Linked DNA regions of Mus musculus: region 1 is linked to region 2. Evidence: chromatin loops called from intact Hi-C (ENCODE). Cell type or tissue: left cerebral cortex. All regions are shown on one strand. Each heading gives the region's core, and the rest is flanking DNA. Links, peaks and the distances in the headings are about the cores only. Region 1 overlaps Cidec (cell death-inducing DFFA-like effector c). Region 2 holds the start of Camk1 (calcium/calmodulin-dependent protein kinase I).

What was found. Peaks named below come from ENCODE experiments on the same cell type or tissue, not always from the same donor. Only the 100,000 strongest peaks of a DNase experiment are listed, where the experiment ranks them.
Region 1: it touches region 2 in a loop (2.2-fold over the local background); 1 of 42 quality-filtered maps calls a loop at or near these places.

Annotation. Positions count from the first base shown.
Region 1 is chr6:113,419,845-113,430,870 of GRCm38, reverse strand. It overlaps Cidec (cell death-inducing DFFA-like effector c), which reads left to right. Exons shown (of 6, transcript NM_001301295.1): 4 at 2,318-2,476; 5 at 2,560-2,750; 6 at 5,147-6,237. The coding sequence ends at 5,309. Among named protein-coding and RNA genes, the nearest start is that of Rpusd3, 6.0 kb to the right of the region's middle. In left cerebral cortex, for the core only: CTCF peaks have their summits at 6,446 and 8,230 (motif pointing left); a DNase peak (open chromatin) is centred at 6,492.
Region 2 is chr6:113,336,300-113,347,325 of GRCm38, reverse strand. Camk1 (calcium/calmodulin-dependent protein kinase I) reads left to right here and starts at 3,404. Exons shown (of 12, transcript NM_133926.2): 1 at 3,404-3,490; 2 at 5,344-5,458; 3 at 6,903-7,034; 4 at 7,745-7,819; 5 at 7,903-8,041; 6 at 8,920-9,046; 7 at 9,140-9,215; 8 at 10,021-10,133; 9 at 10,890-10,968. The coding sequence starts at 5,376. In left cerebral cortex, for the core only: no CTCF peak of the experiment used is centred there; DNase peaks (open chromatin) are centred at 4,466, 4,863, 5,279, 5,563 and 1 more place; H3K4me3 peaks cover 1,848 bases; H3K27ac peaks cover 1,476 bases.

The DNA.
Region 1 (11,026 bases), core at 4,593-8,592, 83 kb before region 2:
TGCTGGGGTGCTGGGGTGCTGGGGTGCTGGGGTGCTAGGGTGCTGGGTGAAGTCACCCAGGGCTTTGTTCATGCTGAGTAGGCATTCTACACACACACACACACACACAGAGAGAGAGAGAGAGAGAGAGAGAGAGGCAGAGAGAACGAGCTGTGGAGGATTTTTAAAAAAACGAATATGAAGCAAATCAAACTAATAAAATCTGTAAGAAGCATACAAAACATTTGCTGGATCATTAGAAAATAAATAGCCAATCTGCTGCCATGATGTCTGGATCCTTCCCTTGTCTATACAAGAGGGTATTCTCCTGCATGCTCATCGGCCCTCAAAATGAGGAAGCACTGTAACACAGGAAAGCTCATCCTGAGACCCTGCTGCAGCATCACCGATTGTTCCCCAAATATAAATTCTGGACAGGGTTATATTTAAAATCACTAGTGTGTGTATGTCTATGGTTAAGCGTGAGTACCACATGCCAGTACCTCAGGGCACATGTGGCGGTCAGAGGGCAACTTTCGGGAGTCAGTTCTCTCCTTCCACTGTGGGCTCCAGGTATTGAACCCAAATGTTAACATTTGCATTGCCAGCACCCTTTCCTGCTGAGCCATCTCACTAGCTTTTAAAGATAGCAAGACAGCTATTTTACTTCCTGTCCCTTGGTTTTGAATGGCCTGTTTCCCCAGCTCACGATCTATATAGCCTTGGCAGGAACAAGATTACAAGTAAGTTGTTGGGGTGGAACAATAGCTTAGTGGTTAAAAGCCAGGACTGCTCTTTCAGAGGACACAGGTTCAATTCCCACCCCTGCCATGGTCTGGTTTCAGGGGACCTGACACCCTCATCTGGCCTCCAAGGTCACCCCATGCATGTGAAACACAGACACACATGCAGGCAAAACACTACGAATGCAGATAAAATAAATCTTTAAGAAGTAATTTTTAAGTTGATATCTGAGGATGTTGCTTAGTAGGGAGAATACTTTTCCTAAAGAAAACCTCAGCTCAATTCCTCATCCCACAAATAAACACAGAAAGAAAGAAAGAAGATAAAAAAGAGAATTATGCTTACAGGCATATATATCAGTTTTTGTATTTGTCCTGTGCCATTTAATTGGATTGTTGGAATAGGGTGGTACAGTTGGGCTTCTCTGTGTAAGGTTATTTTCCTCAGTCTGTTAACTGTTTTTTAACTTTAATTTTTTTTTGCTACTTTATTAGAATTAACTGTTTTCTAAAATGTACTCAATATCAAGCAAATATAGAAGTCGATCTCATACTTTAAATTTACTACTTTATTTATACCAAAAGAAATCTAGACATTCCTACTTTAATGGGATATAATGACAGTAACAGGTTGTTTGTGTTTGTTTATTAGTATTCAGATTCTCCCAAACCCAGTCAGAAACTTCCTCTCTCTCTCTCTCTCTTTCCTTCTCTCTCTCTCTCTCTCTCTCTCTCTCCCTCCCTCCCTCCCTCCCTCCCTCTCTCCCTCCCTCCCTTCCTTCCTTCCTTCCTTCCCCACTCCCACACCCCTATTTTCTAGAGACAGGGTGGTCTTGCTATGCAGTAGTGGCTGGCATTCATCCTTATGTACAGACCAGCTAGCCTTGAGCTAGCTGAGATTCCCCTGTCTCTGCCTTTTGAGTATTAAGATTATGGGTGTATACCATCCTTCATACTTCACCAAACTGAATTCTTTTAAATAGTGCAGTTTGGGGGCCAGCCATGTCAGTACTTGGTGGTTAAAAGCATGCACTGCCCATGTAAGGGAGCCCGGTTCAGTTCCCAGCACCCACATTGGGTAGCTCACAGTCACCTGTAACTCTAGTTTCAGGCCATGTGACATGGATGCAAAAACCCACCCGCATACATACGTATACACATAATTAAAAACAAAAATTTTAAATGCTGGCCAGGTATGGTGGCACACAGCCTTTAATCCCAAACACTCGGGAGACAGAGGCAGGTGGATCTCTGTGAGTTCCAGGCCAGCCTGGTCCACAGAGTTTCAGGCCAGCCATGGCTACATGGTCTTAAAAACAAAACAAAGGAAACGATCAACAACATTAAAGTACTGTTTAACTGGCCTGGTGGTGTAGGCCTGCAATCCAAGTTACCTGAGAGGCTGAGGCAGGAAGAGAGAAACAGACAGCAGCCCCTGCCTGTGCTACATGGTGAGGTCCAGGCCAACCTAAGTGTCTTAGTAAGACCCAGCTTCCTTGGTCTTTCTCTGGCAGCTGGGTGCTTTGGCGGAAGTCTTTGCCTCTCAGCACTGCTGCTCCATAGGCATGGCAGAAAAGTCACTAACCTTCTTCCAGGTCCAGGACATCTTGAAACTTAAAGACAAGCCCTTCTCCCTGGTGCTGGAGGAAGATGGCACAATCGTGGAGACAGAAGAATACTTCCAAGCCCTGGCAAAAGATACCATGTTCATGGTCCTGCTGAAGGGGCAGAAGTGGAAGCCCCCATCAGAACAGGTGACGGCCTTCCCGGGGCAGGGGTGAATGTCGAGAGCTCGGGAGATGTTCCAGAGGTGAGCTTACACGGGCTTGTCTTGCAGCGCAAGAAGAGAGCCCAGCTAGCCCTTTCCCAGAAGCCAACTAAGAAGATCGATGTGGCCCGGGTAACCTTCGACCTGTACAAGCTGAACCCTCAGGACTTTATTGGCTGCCTGAACGTGAAGGCAACCCTCTATGACACATACTCGCTTTCCTATGACCTGCACTGCTACAAGGCCAAGCGCATCGTGAAGTGAGTGGGTTGGGACACACAGGGACCGGTTGGGAGAAACGCTAAGACAAGAGGCCTGACCTGTCTGCCCAAAGCAAAACTCTCTCAGGGGCTGGGTGGACGCTGGGGCTAACAAAGAATGACAGCCCCGTCTGTGCAGGGATCTAAGTGGCTTGATTTGCATTAGGGTATGTGGGGGGTGGGGGGGGGGAGTAGTTTTAAGGCTTCTTTCTAGTTTAGCAAAGTACATTTTTTTCACCCCCAAACGTAAACTTTGCATAGTAGCTGACTGAGGAACCCTCCTGAGTGTGCTGAGGGTAGAGCCCAGGGCCTCGCGAGTACCAAGCACACACTCATATCCTGATCTGTTTCCACAACTAATCATTGTTAAAAGCGAAAACCTAACTACAATCCCAGTACTTTGGAAGTAGAGGATCAGGAATTCAAGGGACGCCTGGATCAGATAGGACCTTGTCTCAAAGCCAAAACAAACCAAAACACCACAAAACAAACACCAGTGGAGAGATGGCTCAGCCATTAAGAGTTTCCAGCCCTCATGTCAGCCCTGCTCAAAACTGCTCATAACCACGTGTCTGCAGCTCCAAGGGATCTGTTGCCCTCTTCTGGCACCTATGGGTACTGCACACAGATGCACACAAAATAAAAGGCACTGTCAAGCTGTGGTCAGCTGAGTGACTTAGTGGTATTAATGTGATTGTTTAAAAAAAAAAGTGCTAAGGACCAAGTGGTGTAGTGCACGACTTTAATCCCTGCATTCAGGAGGCAGAGTCAGGTGAATTTCTGTGAGTTCTAGAGTAGCCTGGTCTACATATCAAATTCCAGGTCAGTTAAGGATACACAATGAGACCTCATCTCAAAAAGAAAAGAAAAGAAGAGAAGAGAAAAGAAGAGAAAGAAGGAAGGAGAGAGAGAGAGAGAGAGAGAGAGAGAGAGAGAGAGAGAGAGAGAGAGAGAGAGAGAGAGAGAGAGAGAAAAGAAAAAGAAAAAAGAAAGAAAAAGGAAAAGGAAAAGGAAAAGAAAAAGAAAAAGAAAAAGAAAAAGAAAAAGAAAAAGAAAAAATGTGCTAAAATATGCACATCCTAAACTTTTCTGTTGTGGCCACTTTAAGTGTCTCAGCCCGCAGCGTGATATAACTGACCGTTTGTGCAAGCCTTGTCTTCCTTTCCAGAACCTTGGTACCAGGCAGCAGAAGCTGTACACAGTAAACAATCATTCTCAGTCCTCTCCAGAGACCTTGCTAACCTTTATTCTACTTTCTGTTCCTCTGTTGATCTAGCCTAGATACCTCATAGATACAGGACCAAACAGTGTTGGTCTTTTCATGACTGGCTTTTCCCACAACAATTCTGTTTTCAAGGTTCACTCGTTTGTAGAATATGCCAGATTTGGGGCACAGGCCTATAACACCAGCAACTCAGTGAGACAAGAGGATTGCAAGCTAGAGGCTTGCCCAGGCTATAGAGTGAGTCCAAGGCTAACCTAGGCAACTTAGTAAGATGTTGTCTCAAAATAAGATAGTAAGAAGAAAGCAGAGGCTACAGTTCAATGGTAGATTAGCTGGTTTTACTTGAGTAAAGCCTTGAGTTCCATCTCCAGCAAGAGAGAGAGAGAGAGAGAGAGAGAGAGAGAGAGAGAGAGAGAGAGAAAGAAACAAATTATCACAAGAAAATAAAAAGCCTGGTGTGCCAGGCTAGTCTATAGAGGGATAGCCTGGGCTACACTGATAAACCCTGTCTCAAAGAAGAAGAGAAAAGATAAAGAAAAGGCTTTGTTTTTAGAACTTGCATTAAGCACAGAGAAAAGCAGGGGTCCTGAAAAGCCGGCCCCTGAGGAGGGGCAGGGCTGTGTGTGGGAGGACTGCTGTAGCCTGGCCCCAGTTTCTGTCTGTACTAGGAAGTGTTTCTGTCATCCCACTGCCATGATGCTTAGATCTTCCTAAAGGGGAAAGCATACTTAAGCCCTGGATGGTGGGGAATCTCTGTAAACCTAGCACTTGGGAGGCCGAGGCAGAAAGATTATTGACTCTAAGGCTAACTATATTTCCAAATTTTATCTTTAAAAAAAATAGCCAAATCAAAAAACAAACCCAAACCAAAAGAGTTAGGCTTATGTGATGGTGCATAGTTGTAACAGCATTCAGAAGACTGGGGCAGGAGGATTACTGTGAGTTCAAAGCCAGTCTGGGCTACATAATGAGTTCGTAGCTAGCCTGTGCTACAGTGTGAGACTGTATCTCAAAAAAAAAAAAAAAAAAAAAAAGATAAGGAAAGAGGAAGGAAGGAAGGAAGGAAGGAAGGAAGCTAACTCAAAGCCACTTGCTTCAAGCCAGCATCAAAAGACAGAGAAAACCTTTGGGGAGAGAGTGGGAGTGTTCTGAACGCCTTGCTATCTCCTAGGGAGATGCTCCGCTGGACCCTCTTCAGCATGCAGGCCACCGGTCACATGCTGCTTGGCACCTCCAGCTACATGCAGCAGTTCCTGGATGCCACCGAGGAAGAACAGCCTGCCAAGGCCAAGCCCTCCTCCCTCCTCCCAGCCTGTCTGAAGATGCTGCAATGAAGACCCGAGTCCTCAGAGGCCTTCCTTGGGCCATGGATGTGACCGGGGACCCTGCGCTCGGCTAGCAGCACCCATGAGCCTGGCAGCCAGACAGCTTCTCACCTGCCTGCGCCTCCCTCACAGCACAGCACCAAGGAAATTGCAGGAAGGGCTGGAGCCCTGGGGTGGGCTGGTCACAGGAGGACTTCCTAGCCTGGCCCAGTTCCTTCCTTTCTGTCTCAGGTAGCTTAGAGGACTAACACTTAGCCCTGGCAGGCACAAAGTCTGCCCCTGTGTCCACTTGTGCCGTCTTCCGTGCCACTCCCTCTCTGGTGCACCCCACCATCCCCGGTCCTGGCTGCCCACACTCATCATGCAGTAGACATTATTATGGTGGCCCCCATCATACCTTGGCCTGAATCAAGACAACCAAGCGAGCAGCATGCCACAGCACCAACTATGTCTATGACCATGGTGCCAGAGTGGTTAGCACTCTGTAGTAGAAGAAAAGGAGGTGGGGGCTTCGGGGGTCTCTCACCTGGGACTCTGATCACTCCCTCCTAGCCCCCAGCTGCACATGATCATGAGGTGTGCGAGAGAGTGTTAGAGGTGGAGATTAACTAAAGCCGGCATGCCAGGGATGCAGATCTGGGGGGTCCTCACCTGTGCCAGGGATGCAGATCTGGGGGGTCCTCACCTGTGCCAGGGAGGGACCTTAGGGAATGCAGATGATTCTGAGTCACCCAGGCCCCTCCTGTAAGTAACCTAAAAGCTCATAGATTCACCAAGCTGGACTTGGGTGAAACCGCGGCTTAGCCTCTCATTGCCTGAATGGACACAGTTCCTGTTCTCCTGGGAAAGGCATGCAGCTGCCTCTCTTGTTCTCATTTTTCCACGAATGAGTGAATGGTATTAGAGTCTGCAGTAAACTATTTATGCTGATACCTCATCGCTGCCTGTGTTCTTTGTGTGGAACCATTTACCAAGATGTATAGGAGACAGCGTTTACAGGAGATAGCACTTATCATTGGTGTGTGTGTGCGGGTATGTGCATGCCTCTGTGTGTGTGTGTGCACGTGTGCATGGTAGCGGCATGCCACTACCATGGTGTAGGTATGAAGGTCAGAGGACAACTTTGTTCCACTGTGCATTCCAGGGATTGAACTCAGGTTGGCAGACTTGCATAGCTTTTACGTGCCGAGCTGTACCAGTGGCCTGTTTGTTCTTTTAGATGCAGTCTCACATAGCTCAGACTGGCTTCACATTTGTTCTGCAGTGAAGGACCTTGAACTTCTGATCCTCTTGCTTCCATCTCCTAAGTGCTAGCATTACAGGTGTGAACTATCACAGCCAACTCGTGTGGCACTGTGGGTTGCAGGCAGGGCCACCAGCATGCCAGGATGTAGCTCTACCAACTGGGCTACATCCTCACTCCCAGTCATTTTTAATATAGAAGGTCTGACATTGTGAGACAAGATGCAATCAATCAATTAATCAGTCAATCAATCAATCAATGGCTAAGAATAAGAATCTGTAGTTGGTTTTTGAAGGCTGCCACTGCCACGTTTGCTATTTGGGCAGACCATGGAATCCATGTGTGTGTCCGTTTCTAAATGATATTTGCCTGAACAAGAGAGGGCAGCCTGCCACGGGGCAGGGAGGGAGACCTCCAAAGAGCAAAGGAGCTATAGCCTCCAGACCAGCCACTGGCCCAAGTGGGGACACTTTCCTGGGGCTAGATACCATTGACAGGAAGGTCAGCTTAGCTGAGTGGGCCATGAACCATCCTCTCTCCCGCTCCTTCTATTCATACACACACACACACAAATAAATATAATAAAAATGTTAAAAACACACAAGGCAACCCAAATATTTTTTGTATTTTATATGTATTGGTGTACCCATGCCATGCACATGTGCGAAGGTCAAAGAGCAGCTTTTGGGAGTTGCTTCTCTCCTCCAACCAGGTGAATTCTGGGGATCAAACTCAGGTTGTCAGACTTGGAAGCAATCATCTTTACTGGCTGAGCCATCTCACTGGATTATATGTATGTACACACATATGCCAGTGAGTATATATACATAGAGATATAGATATAGACACACACCACATAGCCCAGGCCAGCCTCAGATTTTATGTAGCTAAAGATGACTGTGAATTCCTGATCCTCGATATTCACCTCCACCACCCCAGTGCTGGGATTATACCTGCGTACTTTGCCTAGTCTGACCTTAGTCCTTGCTCAGGCTGCTTCTGAGATGCACAGGAGACCTCCCAGAAGTCCTCTGGAATACCAATGGGCCTATGACAGAGCAGTTACACACTCCACGTGACGCCAGACAGGAGAGCCACTTGTATTTCTATGATGTAATCCCAGTGTATAATCTACAGGAAACAGGCAGGAGGATTGATGCACGGTTGAGGACAGCCTGGTCTATATAGCATGTTCCAGGTCAGTTGGGGCTATGTAGGGTGACTCTGTCTCAAAAAAAAAAAACAAAAAGAACCAAAACTTTTAAGATTTCATACAGGGGGCTGGAGAGATGGCTCAGTGGTTAAACTCACTGGTTGTTCTACCAGAGGGCTGGGTTCCATTCCCAGCACGCTCACAGAGGCTCACAACTACCTGTAACTCCAGTTCCAGGCGATCTCACACCCTCATCGGGCTCACACATGGAATGCCTGCATCCAGGCAGACAAAACATTCATCAACAGAAAATTAAAAATTAAAAAAAAAAGATTATTACAGAGTGTGGCTACAGAGATTATCAGGTAAAGGTGCTTGCTGCCAAGCCTCATGACCTGGGTTTGGTTCCCAGAACCATGTTATAAGGAGGTCGCTGACTATTGAGAGAACCCTCTGGGCTGGCGAGATGGCTCAGCAGTTAAGAGCACTGACTGCTCTTCTAGAGGTCCTGAGTTCAAATCCCAGAAACCACGTGGTGGCTCACAACCACCCGTGATGAGATCTGACGCCCTCTTCTGGTGTGTCTGAAGACAGCTACGGTGTACTGACATATAATAAATAAATCTTTGGGATGGAGTGAGTGGAATTGACTGGAGGAAGTGGGGCCGACGGGAGTTATAAAACTAAATAAATCTAAGAGAGAAAGAAAGGAAGAAAGAAAGAAAGAAAGAAAGAGAGAAAGAAAGGAAGAAAGAAAGGTTGTTCTCTAACTCATGGGGTGGTGGTGGTGGTCGTGGTATATGCCTTTGATCCCAGCACTTGGAAGACGGAGGCAAGGTTCAAGGTCAGCCTGGTCTACAGAGCAAGTTCCAGGACTGCCAGAGCTAAACAGAGAAACCCTGTCTTGAGAAAAAAAAAAAAGTCTGGTGACTGCCACAAGTGTGTGTGTGTGTGTGTGTGTGTGTGTGTGTGTGTGTGTGTATACACATTGTATATGCACACACACACTCACCATAAATAAAATATTAAACAGTTCCAAAGAAAAATAATTGCTCATCTTCGTCAGTTACCTTTTTTTGGTTTTTGTTTTTTTTTTGTTTTTTCCAGACAGGGTTTCTCTGTATCGCCCTGGCTGTCCTGGAACTCACTTTGTAGACCAGGCTGGCCTTGAACTCAGAAATCTGCCTGCCTCTGCCTCCCGAGTGCTGGGATTAAAGGCTTGAGCCACCACGCCTGGCTAGGGTGGGGTTTTAAGGTAGACGTCAGAAAGGTGTGCAAAACAACTGCCGATGGAAGCCACAGCTGGGCCGGAGAATGTTTCACTTCCCTCAGCTGTTCCTTACTTTCCTGCTACATAGTAATAAAAGACCACGCCATCCCTTTCCCAAGTTGCAGGTTTTACAGATGCAAAGACACCTCCCCCGCAGGCCACCAGGATCTCCCAGGCATTCCAGAGCAACAGGTCCGTGGCCTTTACCGGATGCCTGGCTCCATATTATGTTTCTTTAGTCATCACAGGGGATGTGTGTGAATGGTCGCTCAGGTCTGAGTGCTTGGAAGACTGGGATAGTGAGCTCAGTTCATCTCTGGAACACCACAGTGCCACCAGTCAGGGCTGGCTGCACATCCTCACAGTCATTATGCCTTCCACCTACGTCTGTTTTCCATTGCTATAACAAAACACCTGAACCCAGTCTGCAGCTCGGTCATAGCGAGCTTGCCTAGCAAGTGTGGGGAGATCCGTCAGCCGCGATGAAGGAAGGATAGCAAACCACCATCTCGGAAAGTTGATAACATGCTTATCTTTGTTGGGTGGGGGACATGACTTGGTTTGAGGACACTTGCTGCTGAGTTCCATTCTCAGTGCCCGTGGGAAGCTCACGACTGCCCATAGCACCAGTTCTGGAGGATCCAATGTCCTTTTTCGGCCTTTTGGGGCACTTGTATACATGTGGCATATACTTACAGACAGACAGACACTTACATGTAAATAAAAAGAAAATACACACACGCAGAGTTTGTCTGGGTCACTGTTCTAGAGGCTGCAGAGTCCAAGAACATGAAGCCAGCATGTACCTAGCATATGTAGGGCCCTTTCTGGTGCACCCTAACATGGAGGGAGCAGACCCACATTGAGGGAGAGGGTTTCTTTTCTCTCCTCTCCTCCCTAGAAAGCTAAGCCATCATGGGGAACACCCCCTTCACATTCTTGTCTAACACTAATCACGCTGGTCTCCAAATACCATTGATATGAATTTGGAGGTTAACTTTCTCCCAGCTGAACTTGGGAGGTCACACCTGGGGTGAGAGCTGTGCAGGAGGCAGCCTCCCCCTCTAAATGAAGGGAGGGAAGGAGCATCGCACCCCTCTGATTCCCCCACCAGAATCCACAGGCTAGTACTGGAGTCCTTTCAGGAAGGCTCTCAGGCCTGGGAGCTTGGTGACAGATCCTCTTGCTCTTGCCTCGGTGGTGGGATTAAAGGTGTGTGCCACTATACCCCACTGCTTTTTAAAAAGAGACACTTTCGCCAGGCCTGGTGGCACATGCCTTTAATCCCAGCACTTGGGAGGCAGAGGCAGGCGGATTTCTGAGTTCGAAGCCAGTCTAATCTGGTCTACAAAGTGAGTTCCAGAACAGCCAGGGATATACAGAGAAACCCTGTCTCGAAAAACAAAACAAACAAACAAAAAGAGACTTTCTTTTTATTTTCAGTCATTATTTCTATTTCACTGTTTTTATTATGCGCATAAAATTGTTACTATCTTTTGTATTTTTTTTTGAGACAGGGTTATGTAGACCGATACTGGAATTAAAGGTCTGGTCTATTTTATTGCTAATTATGTACATATGTCTGTGTGTTTGGACAGGTGTTAAAGGAGGTTTTGAGTCCAAGGCTGTGGGTGCTGAAAACAACAGGCAATCCTGTTGTTTGTTCTGTTTTGTTTTGTTTTTTTGAGACAGGGTTTCTCTGTATAGCTCTGACTGTCCTGGAACTCATTTTGTAGCCCAGGCTGGCCTCGAACTCAGAAATCCGCCTGCCTCTGCATCCTGAGTGCTGGGATTAAAGGCGTGCACCACCATGCCCGGCAACAACAGGCAATCTTAACCAGTCTCCATTTTGTTTCATTTTACGCCCGTGTATTTTGTTTTTGAGACATACTGGCCAGGGTGGAACTCACAGCTTTCGTTTCTTTTTCTTTCTTTTTCTTTTTAGACTGGTTTTCTTTGTGTAGACCAGGCTTGTCTCAAACTCAGCTAACTACTTGCCTCTGTTCCAGGCATGCGCCACCACACCCAGCCTACCTTGATTTTCTTTTCATAGAGGGGCC
Region 2 (11,026 bases), core at 4,041-8,040:
ACAACATGCTGGAGGTCAAAGGTAGCTACATCATTCAGTTACTCAGGGAGATTCTGCCAGGTAGAGAATCTTATTCTGTATTGGAAAAGAGATCAACGTGGGAAGAGAAATCAAGACAGGAGAGGAGAGCAGGCATGAGCTCAGCATCTCCGGTCCTTAGAGCTTCCTTGCTTTGTGAAAGGCTTAAGGCTGTGAAGGTAACACTAAGGAGGAAGAAGCAGACAGTCAGGAGTTCAAGGTCATCCTCAGACTACATAGCAAGGTTGAGGTCAACCTGGGCTACACGAAACCCTGTGTCAACAAAATAAATAGTGGGGCTGGAGGGATGGCTCAGTGGTTAAGAGCACTGACTGCTCTTCCAGAGGTCCTGAGTTCAATTCCCAGCAACCACATGGTGGCTCACAACCATTTGTAATAGGGTCCGATGCTCTCTTCTGCTGTGTCTGAAGTCAGCTACAGTGTACTCACATTATATTTTAAAAATAAATAAATAAATAAATAAATCTAAGCTGGGCGTGATGGCATACGCCTTTAATCGCAGCACTTGAGAGGCAGAAGCAGGTGGATTTCTGAGTTTGAGGCCAGCCTGGTCTACAAAGTGAGTTCCAGGACAGCCAGGGCTACACAGAGAAACCCTGTCTCGAAAAAACAAAAACAAACAAACAAACAAACAAACAAAAATCTATAAACTTGCAAACTTTATATGCCCCAGTACTGGGGAATGTCAGGGCCAAAAAGTGGGAGTGGGTGAGTAGGGGAGTGGGGGGAGGGTATGGGGGACTTTTGGGATAGCATTGGAAATGTAAATGAGGAAAATACCTAATAAAAAAACAACAAAAAAAGAAAAACAAAAAACAAAAAAAAAAAATCTATAAACTAAGTAAAAAAACAAAGGTTAGAAAAAGTGAGGGCTGGCAAGATGGATTAAGAGTTAAAGGCACCTGGTATCAAACTTGGCGAACTTAATTTGACCTTTAATCTCTGGAAAAAACGGAAATGGTAAAAGGAGAGAATCAACTCCTGAAGTTGTCCTCTGGTCTCGGCATGTATAGGCATAGACACACACACACACAAACACACACACACTCACACACACTCTCTCTCTCTCACACACTCACACACACACTCTCTCTCTCACACACACACACTCACACACTCTCACACACATTCACACAGTCTCATACACTCTCTCTCTCTCTCTCTCACACACACACACACATTCACACAGTCTCATACACTCTCTCTCTCTCACACACACACACATTCACACAGTCTCATACTCTCTCTCTCTCTCTCTCTCTCTCTCTCTCTCTCTCACACACACACACACACACACACACACACACACACACACACACACACAGACTTTCTAAAAGTGAGAATACCTGAATGCCCCCAGAAAAGCTTTAAAAGCATGCAAAGAGTAAGACCAGAAAAGGTGTGTAAGCAGAGACTGGCCAGGTGGCTCAGTAGTTAAGAGCAGTTGCTGCTCTTGCAGAGGATCCAGGTTTGGTTTTCAGTAACCCACGCGGTGGCTCACAATCACTTGTAATTCCTGTTTCAGATGATCAGATACACTCTCCCAGCTTTCAAGGGCTCCTGCGTGAGCACGGTTCACATATAAAATGGCAGGGTCACATACATAAATAAAAAAGTAAAGAAATCTTTTTAAAAAGTTGTACTAGTCTTCAGAGGGACACTATCACCCAGTAGTGTTGTCATAGAGATAAACACAAAACTGTACTGACACAACTCCCTGGCTCAATAGTATGTTGAATGGGTGGTGAGGAGACTAGAGGTGTGGTCCTAGGTCAGAAGTGGGTTAGGAATCTGAGATTCTGAGATGTGAGGGAAGAAAACACCTCTTAGTCTCTGACCCTCGTCAAATCTTGCTTTTCCTGTGAGCCCTGGTTTATATGAAATCTTTTTCTCATGTTTTACTTTGTTTTGTTTATGTACTTGTGTATGTGAGTGTGCAAGTCTATGGCAGCCAGAGGAGGATGTCAAATGTCTTGATCTATCACTCCCCACCTTACTCCCTTGTACAGCACCCCTCTCTGAACCTGGGGCTAGGCTGGTGGCATGCTCCCCCTCAGTTCTGGGGTTACAGAGGCACACAGCCCCCTCCAGCTTCTTACACAGGCTCTGAGTATTTGAACTCAGGTCTTGTCCTTGAGCCGCTCGCCCACTGAACCATCCCCGAATCCTCCTGTTTTGTCTTTTCTTCCTCCTCCCCTTGAAGGAGAACCTCACCACCGGCTTGCTTAGAACATTTCACAATGCACCTATCTCTGCTTCTGAAGTGCTAAGATTGTGTCAGACACCACACCAGCTTGTTTTGAACTAGTGTTCTAAGTACTTGCACACCCACTACACAGAACTCTCAAGAAAACTTAGAGTCAGTCGTTAATAAGTCCATGTCTCAGGGAAGAAACTGAGGCTCAGAAAGGGAGAGCAGAAAGGGAGGTGGTTGACTTCAAAACCTTTCTAGCATCTTAGCTTAGTCTTCTGAGGCCTGACCACTCCAGGACAGAGGAGGGCCAAACTGGGAGAAACAGAGGTTGAACTCAGGAGGGAGAGCTGCCCTAGACAGGCCAGGTTGCGTCCTTTGCCTGGCTCCAGGGCAGACCTACCTCTAATTCCTGCCAGTTGATTCCCCTTCTAGTCTGAGCTCAATTTAGTCCCAAAGAGCCTTGCATAAACCAAGTCGGGTCAGGTCCCTTGGCCCCAAGCCTAGAGCCCCAGGAAGGGATATGCTCCACCCTCCCCACCCTGGCTCCCAGCCACGGTCACATGGCACTTTGGTCCTCTTTGGCTTGCTTCCTTAAGGATCCAGATTTAACTGCATCTCCCCCTTCCACTTCTCTTCCCTAGTCTCTTTGAGCAGTACCTGAAAGTGTGTGGGATAGAAGCCTTAGCTCTGTTTTGCTGGTGTAGGTCCTCAGTTTATCTGCCTATTAAATGGGACCTTACAGCTTTTCATCAGCCCCTTACTAGTCTTCTGAGTCTTGCATAGGTCCAGCTCCTTTTAAATGGAAGGTGAGGAGAGGAGGAGAAGGAGACTAAGAACTCTAAGGCAGGTCCCAGAACTGTTTTGAAAACAATGCCAGGTTCAAGCTGGCCAGCCTCTGGCATCTCATAAATATTGGTTCAAAAATCATCTGCTTCTAACTAAGTGCTGATTTCAAGACCATCTGTGGCTCTCACTTGTCTCCTGCTGACGACCAAAGGGCACATAAGCATGCTATAGGGCCTGTAACAGAACAACTGGGCCCACTTCTCCAGTCCGAGAGTGCTCGTCCCTAGTCCCCAGGTCCTCTGCCGCAGGCTCCTCCTCCATTGACATCAGAGCCGCAGGCGGGCCGAGGGAGCCGAGCCCCAGCCGAGCGCCAGCGACTGAGCAGGCAAACTGACCAGGCACAGACGCGGCGGGAGCTCCGCACCAGCCACCTCGGCCCTCGCAGCCAGCCCCGAGGCGGGGCAGCCGCAGGTACAACTGAGGGTTGCCCCGGCTCTGTGCAGCGGGGCGCTCCAGCCACAAGATACTGAAGCCCAAGGGTGGGAGGGGCGCCTGGCCCCTGGACAGACAGACGGAACAGGGCTGGGCCTTTCTCTCCCACCTCCCGTCCCAGGCCCTTTAGGTGCTAGGTGACCTCCATGGATATTGCCTGGATATCAGAAAAGGGTGGGGAAGGGTCTGTGTGTGTGTGGTGTATGTCCAAGCGCTAGGCCTGACCATGGAAGGGCGTGGGCATTTGGAAGAGTAGATCGGGGAGGGCATGTGAGGGGTTCCCTGAAGCAGGAATGTGCTTCAGTTGTGTAAAGGTATCTGGGAATTCATTTTTGTTGTTGCATATGGTGTTCAAGGATACACACACACTGCTGTCTGGCTTGCGGGGTAGAGTTCAGGGGAGGTTTGGTCTTCCTCTGAGGGGGTTTAGTTAGGCAGATTGTTAAGGCTTGGTTTGCTGTGTAGGGCTCTGGGCTGAGGAGTTGGAGGGCATAGACAGGACTAAGTTGCTATGTCTGGTATGTGGGAACGGATGCCACCTTGTTCGTGTGTGCATGGAATCAGTACTGCAGTGTAGGGTCTGGGTGTTTTGGATGGACAGGTAGGTGTGAGTGGTGTATATGAACGTGTGTTGATGCTGGGCATATGTGCACAACCAGGTGACGTGGTGTGCAGTGTGATGGATCTAGCAGGAAGGTGTCTGGACTCAAGATTCATGTACTGCTGATGTGGAGTGGTGTCTGCTGCAGGGTGTGGAACTGTGAGGGTCATTAGTGCTGGCATCCATGTGGGTTTGACTTTACATGGATTTACCATTGCCTCTTTCATCAGAAAACCTGGGATGCTGGCCAATGCTCTGGGAACAAGGTCCCACTCAAGGAGTGGACTCTCAGTTCTGGTCAGGGTGCCTTCTCTTCATTCTTCCCAAAGGAACCAGGAGGTTGCTTTCCCAGAGCTCTAGGGCATGAGGGGCTCTGTTCTGGCTTCAAACTCAGTTGATTCTGAGATGTTGACTTTTCTGAATGATTCCCCCAGTCTAGTAGTCTCCTACTGGACCAACACATGACACCCTTTGTCCTTAGCAAGCTTAGCTGGGACTCTCTTGGGCAACTCTGGACTCATTCTATCCATCTCCAACCTCAGTTTCCGAGATTTCTCACATGATACATGGGGAGAGAACCCACCCTTTCTTGTAAGATGACACAGAGCTGTCTAGGGAAAGGTCCAAGATAGGTCCCCTCCAGGAGGGGACAGACAGGTGAGATCAGTTTTCCGGCTGCTGGGACACAGACAGGGAGTCAGGAGGGCTAGGTCTGGGGAGTTCCAGCTGTGGCTGATGTTGCCTTGGTAACAGTGAGAAGGAGCTATTTAAAAACGTGGCTGAGATATTGCTGGAAGCCCAGGCTGCCGGAAACCTGATTTCCGAGAGGCTAGGGTGGCAAGGAGGAGGAGGAGGAGGCGGAGGAGGAGGAGGAGGAGGAGGAGGAGGAGGAGGAGGAAGGGGCCCTCTAGGGCGCCATCTATGCTGCTCTGGGGTCTCATGTGCTATCTTCCTTGAGGGGGAGGTTTCCTTGGGTGTTAGGATTGAGAAAAAGACTGGGGCAAAATGGAGAATGAAGAATTGAAGGAATGCACAGATACCGAGAATTTCACTACTAGAAATGATCTTTTGCAAACATGCTGAGTGAACATATGATGGGGGAGGCTGAATGCCTGTTGCTAATGAACAGATCCAGGAATGAATGAACTCATGCTGCCTGCTCATGGGGCATGCAGTAGATTCTCAGAGAGGATAGGCCCTCTGAATCTCTTTCTCTCCATTTCCTTCCTAGGAGCCCTGGCTGTGGCTGGGGGGCAGTGGGCCATGCCAGGGGCAGTGGAAGGCCCCAGGTGGAAGCAGGCGGAAGACATTAGGGATATTTATGACTTCAGAGATGTTCTGGGCACGTGAGTCTCAGGATGGGGTGGTGGTGGGGTGACAGGATTGGGAAGGGCTTCGCTCCTGAGCCTGACGGCTGGAGGGGCTAAGTCTGGGGTGGTGCTTCCTCTGGTCAGCTCACGAGCACTTACTTCCCTTTCCTACAGACCAGGGCTTGTGGCAGCTTTGCCATGGTGCAGACTAGTCCGGCCTTCTGGTTTTGGCTAACTGTGGGGAGGATGGGGCCTTTCTTGTCCAGTCATGGGGTCCTTATGAAGAGAAGGAAGTCCAAGAGAATGGGAGAACTATTTATCTAGATTGCTGCCAAGAGCTGGCTATTCTGGCCTGGGTTTGGAAACTGAGGCTGGACATGGTTGCTCTTGATGATGGAAATCCAAATATAACTCAAACCTGGTCTTTTCCTGTTATAAGTTGGTCCTAGAGACACGGACAGACAAACACAAAATGATAGGTGAATGAGTATTATTCTCTTATTGAGGTTGTAGAGGCCAGAGTAGTCTCTTCTGCCTGGGTAACACTCCTTGAAGGACATGAGACCTTGGCTAAAAGTAAGATGGGTAAGCTTATGCTTGTCAGAAAGAAGGAAGGTAATTCAAGGCAGGTGGAACAGTGCATGTAAAGGCTCAGAAGCCACTGCAGAAAGAGGCCGTCTGCTGGAATTCACAATTAGGGCTGGGGAGATGTTCAAGCAGTAAGAAATGGAAAGGGGCAGCGAATGCAAGGCCTTGAGAAGAGCAAGAGGTCATTTCACGGCACAAAGGAAGACATTTAAGACTGACCAACGGTGCTGGAGATGGCTCATCAGTTAAGAACATTGGCTGGTCTTGTAGAGGACTAGGCTCAGTTCTCAGCACTGATGGTGGCTCACAACCACCTGTAACTCCAGATCCAACGGTATGTATGTGGTTTGAACACACATGTAGGCAAAACACTTGTACACATAAAGTAACTAAAGCTGAAAAAAAAAGAAAAAGTAAAAAGGACTAGCCATCATGTGTGGGCAAACTGGAGAGCCAAGAATTGTAACCGTGGTAATGGTGTGATTCTGTGAGGTTCTAAAGGGCATTACATTACCTACAACTCAAACTGAATCCATCAACCACTCACATAATCAAGTATTTCAGGGGCAGAGTTCAGGCCCAGCTGGCTCGTATGTTACCAGCCTGGCTTCCTTTGGTTGGCTTCAGTTTGGAGCAGGCTCTCCCTAGGTACTGACAAAGATGACTGCCATCCACTCCAGGTTTACATCCTACCAGCTTATTCACTCATTCACAGTGCCAGGACACCGTCATGTAAGTGACCAGCTACTGAGGTACTGAGGCAGGGGACAGACAACTCTGGCTGGCCATGTCTGGCTTATGTGAAAGACAAAGGTGGTCATGACTACGGGGAATGGAGGAGGGCGAGGAGCTGGGGTTCTAGCTCCTTATCTTGCAAACCTCTGACTCACAGGGGTGCCTTCTCAGAAGTGATCCTGGCAGAGGACAAGAGGACTCAGAAACTGGTGGCCATCAAATGCATTGCCAAGAAAGCCCTGGAGGGCAAAGAAGGCAGCATGGAGAACGAGATTGCCGTCTTACACAAGTATGTGGCACCGACCCCTCCTCATTCCTCTAGATTACTGTAGAAATGGTTTGAAGTCTCGGCCGCACAGGACAAGAACTTGGCAGGGAGTGGCTGGCCCAGAGCTAACCTCCCAGATGAGACTGAGGTGCAGGGAGGGCTTGTTTACAGAGGATGAAGCTGTTCATGGAGCCTCAAGGCCAGCCCACCCATCAGGTGCTCACCTAAGGTCCTCCCATACAGTGAAGCAGGCGTATTTGCTGAGCCCCTGGCTAAATTAGCAGCCAGCCGACAGGAAACCTGCTCTGCTGTAAAACGTACAGCAAGCATTTGCTTCCAGTGCCTCCCACTTCCTAACGATTTGCACAGGGAGGAGATGGTCATTTCCTTTCCCTAATTTGGGTGCATGGGATAACGAGGCCAGTGAGGGCAAGAGATTTGCCCAAAGTTACACAGCAAGCCTATGGGGGAGCCATGCCTTCCTTAGCCCCACGATCAATCACCACAGGTTCATCTGTTGAGTACCGACCTGATGCAAGCTCTCAAGTAGCATGTAGCAGAGGCGTACCCGGGCCAGGTCTGTTTGACCACAGAGGCCAGTGCTTGCTTGCTAGTCTTTTCTTACCTTCTAGCATCAGCTTCCCCCCAGTGGACTCCAGAACCTTGGTTCCTGCCCTGGATGCAGGTGCCAGGGAATAGGTGCGCCACCCTAAGCTTATCTCTCCTTTTAGGATCAAGCACCCCAACATTGTAGCCCTGGATGACATCTATGAGAGTGGGGGCCACCTCTACCTCATCATGCAGCTGTGAGTGGCCTGTCTGCCCACCCTCATCCCTCTCGCTGCTGCCCCACGCACGCTCTTGGCCACTTTCCGGTCCTTTGCTGCAGGGTTTCAGGTGGAGAGCTGTTTGACCGAATTGTGGAGAAAGGATTCTACACGGAACGGGATGCCAGCCGCCTCATCTTCCAGGTGCTGGATGCTGTCAAGTACCTGCACGACCTGGGCATTGTGCACCGGGATCTCAAGGTAGGATCTGAGGGGCCTAGTGAACTATATGCACCAGGGGACGGCAATGGCAATCTCTGTCTGTCCTGCTTTGTCTGTCTTTGAGTACCTCTCAGCCCCTCACTAAAGCCCTAGCTTTCCATTTGCAAAATGAACTACTTGTGACTCCCCCTCCCCCCAGCCCCAGCTCCTCTTATTCCAGCTTAGACAGGGACACAAGGTAGGCTGGGCTGGTATCTTACCTTAACAACTTAACAACTTAGGTGTCTTTTTCTTATAATGAAACATCTCTTTGTAGAGAACAAACGGGGCAGCAAAGCTTCAGAGAAATGCATAGGGGCTTACGCTGAAAACACTTCAGTCCAAGTCAGCTGTGGTGGTACACAGAGGCAGAGGCAGGCAGATCCCTGAGTTCAAGGCCAACCTGGTTTACAGAGTGAATTACAAGACAGTCAGAGCCACACACATACCTTATCTCAAAAAATCAAAACCAAAACCAAAATAAATAGAACCTGGCTTGAAGACTAGTCTTGCCATGCCCTAACTGACTCTTGGGCCAATCACTGCCTCTAAAGGCATTGGTTTCCTCCTTGGTAAAGTGGGCTTATTCAAACTAGACAGGCTGCATATGTGGTAGGGTTGAAATCAGCCAAGTACTTATCCAAGATCCAGCACAGAAGGTATTAAATTTTTTTTATAATACTGGGATTCCTGTAAGGTTTCTAAGTTCTATGAAAATCCTTCCTACAACCCCTTGGCTTTGTGTTTTCTAGAACTTGCAGCCTTCTAGCTTCTAACGGATTTAATGAGCTAGCTACCATGGATTTTGGAGAAGCATATAGCACTGCTGGCCTCTGGCTACCTCTGACTACCCCTTCTCCTCTTTCCCACCCTCCAAGCCAGAGAACCTGCTGTACTACAGTCTGGATGAAGACTCCAAAATCATGATCTCTGACTTTGGCCTCTCCAAGATGGAGGACCCAGGCAGTGTGCTCTCCACAGCCTGTGGGACTCCAGGATATGTGGGTGAGGAGGGCCCTGGGTTGGGGATGGGGATGAGGAAAGAGCCAGGAGCTGCAGGGTAGACACAGGTCATCACCATGTGCTTTCTTTCCACAGCCCCTGAGGTCCTGGCCCAGAAGCCCTACAGCAAGGCTGTGGATTGCTGGTCCATAGGAGTCATTGCCTATATACTGTAAGTGGGGACATGGTCAAGGTGGCCTGTGACTACAGTCATCTTCCCTGCTTTGCCCACTCCTCTACATCTACCAAATAAATACTAACAGGCAGGGGTCTGGAGAGATGGCGCAGGCGTGAAGAGCAATGCTGCTTTTCCAGAGGACCCAGGTTCAATTCCCAGTATGCACATGGTAGCTCACAACCATCTGCAACTCTAGTTCCAGAGGATCTAATGCCTTCTTTTGGTCTCTATGGGTACTCATGTGCACACACATGGTACACAGACTTACATGCAGGCAAAATATCTGTATACATAAAAACAAACAAACAAACAAAGTCTAACAGGCTTCAATCAGGAGATACCATGTGTCCAGCACTGTGGGAGCACTGAGGAGTTAGCAGAAAATGAAACACTCCAAGTGCCTGCCCTTAAGAGCTGACATGTAGAAAGAATCAGTGAGTAAATAAATCTATATTAGTGTCACCTGGTCAAAGTCACTGTGAAGATAAAATCAAACAGGAGTAGGGAGATGTGGATAGATGTCACTTCAGATAGTCAAAGGCCCTTTGTGATGGTAAAATCTGAGTGGCTTTTGAGCCAGTTTAGGTGTGATCCGGTTTAGGTGTGGGGAGGATGTCAAACATGAAGACCCTATGACAGCATGTTCAAGGACAGAAGGAAGGCCAGTACTGCCAGACAGAAGTGAGCAAGACAGAGGACTTCCTGTGAGTCCCGTCTGACTCTTGGCACTGCCCCAAAATGCTCTCCAAGCCAACGAGTATTTTTAAAGCTGACATGAATTCTCTTTCTCTCTGCCTAGGCTCTGTGGCTACCCACCCTTTTATGATGAAAATGATGCCAAACTCTTTGAACAGATTTTGAAGGCAGAGTATGAGTTTGACTCTCCTTATTGGGACGACATCTCTGACTCTGGTAATTGGGTCTTTGCCTTCTTCATCTAGCCCCTGCCTCACGTCTTCATCTGATCCAGGAGTCTCCCCACTGTCTTGCCTCCGTCGTATTTTATTCCCAGACTAGAAGCAGATGTCGTATGTCTTATCTTGGGTTCCCTCTGCTTGGCCCCTATCTCAGAGCTCTGTAGGCATTCAGTCTTCCAATATAGTATTTACAAAATTACCTCCCCTGGAGCTTACTGACTCTCTGAGGCTTAAACAGCATTAATATTTCTTTTTTTTTTTTTTTTTTTTTTTTTAGATTTTTTTTTTTTTTAAGATTTATTTATTTATTATATGTAAGTACACTGTAGCTGTCTTCAGACGCACCAGAAGAGGGCATCAGATCTCTGTTACAGGTGGTTGTGAGCCACCATGTGGTTGCTGGGATTTGAACTTCGGACCTTTGGAAGAGCAGTCGGGTGCTCTTACCCCCTGAGCCATCTCACCAGCCCCAAGCATTAATATTTCTATCTTCCATTTTGTGTCCCAGTCAGGGACCAGCTTGTGATGGCTGTACAGTAGTTTACACACTAGTGTGAGCATACTGAGTGGATTCTTCTGTAATTATGTTCTCAAAAAAGGAGGGAGCTAGAAGGCTGGAGTGTGTGGAGTGGGGCACAGGCAGACAGGCTTCTTGTCACACCTTGTCAGCGGAGATGTGAGGGGATGAGCACTGTCTTGGTGCCCACAGGAATGGTCACGCTGTATCTTTGCTTTTCTCTTGGGGCTCCAGCCAAAGATTTCATACGACATTTGATGGAGAAAGACCCGGAGAAGAGGTTTACCTGTGAGCAGGCCTTGCAGCACCCATGGTGAGAGCTCCCACTCTAAGTTGTGTTAGGGTGGGACCTGGGGGTCCCAGGCCTGCCC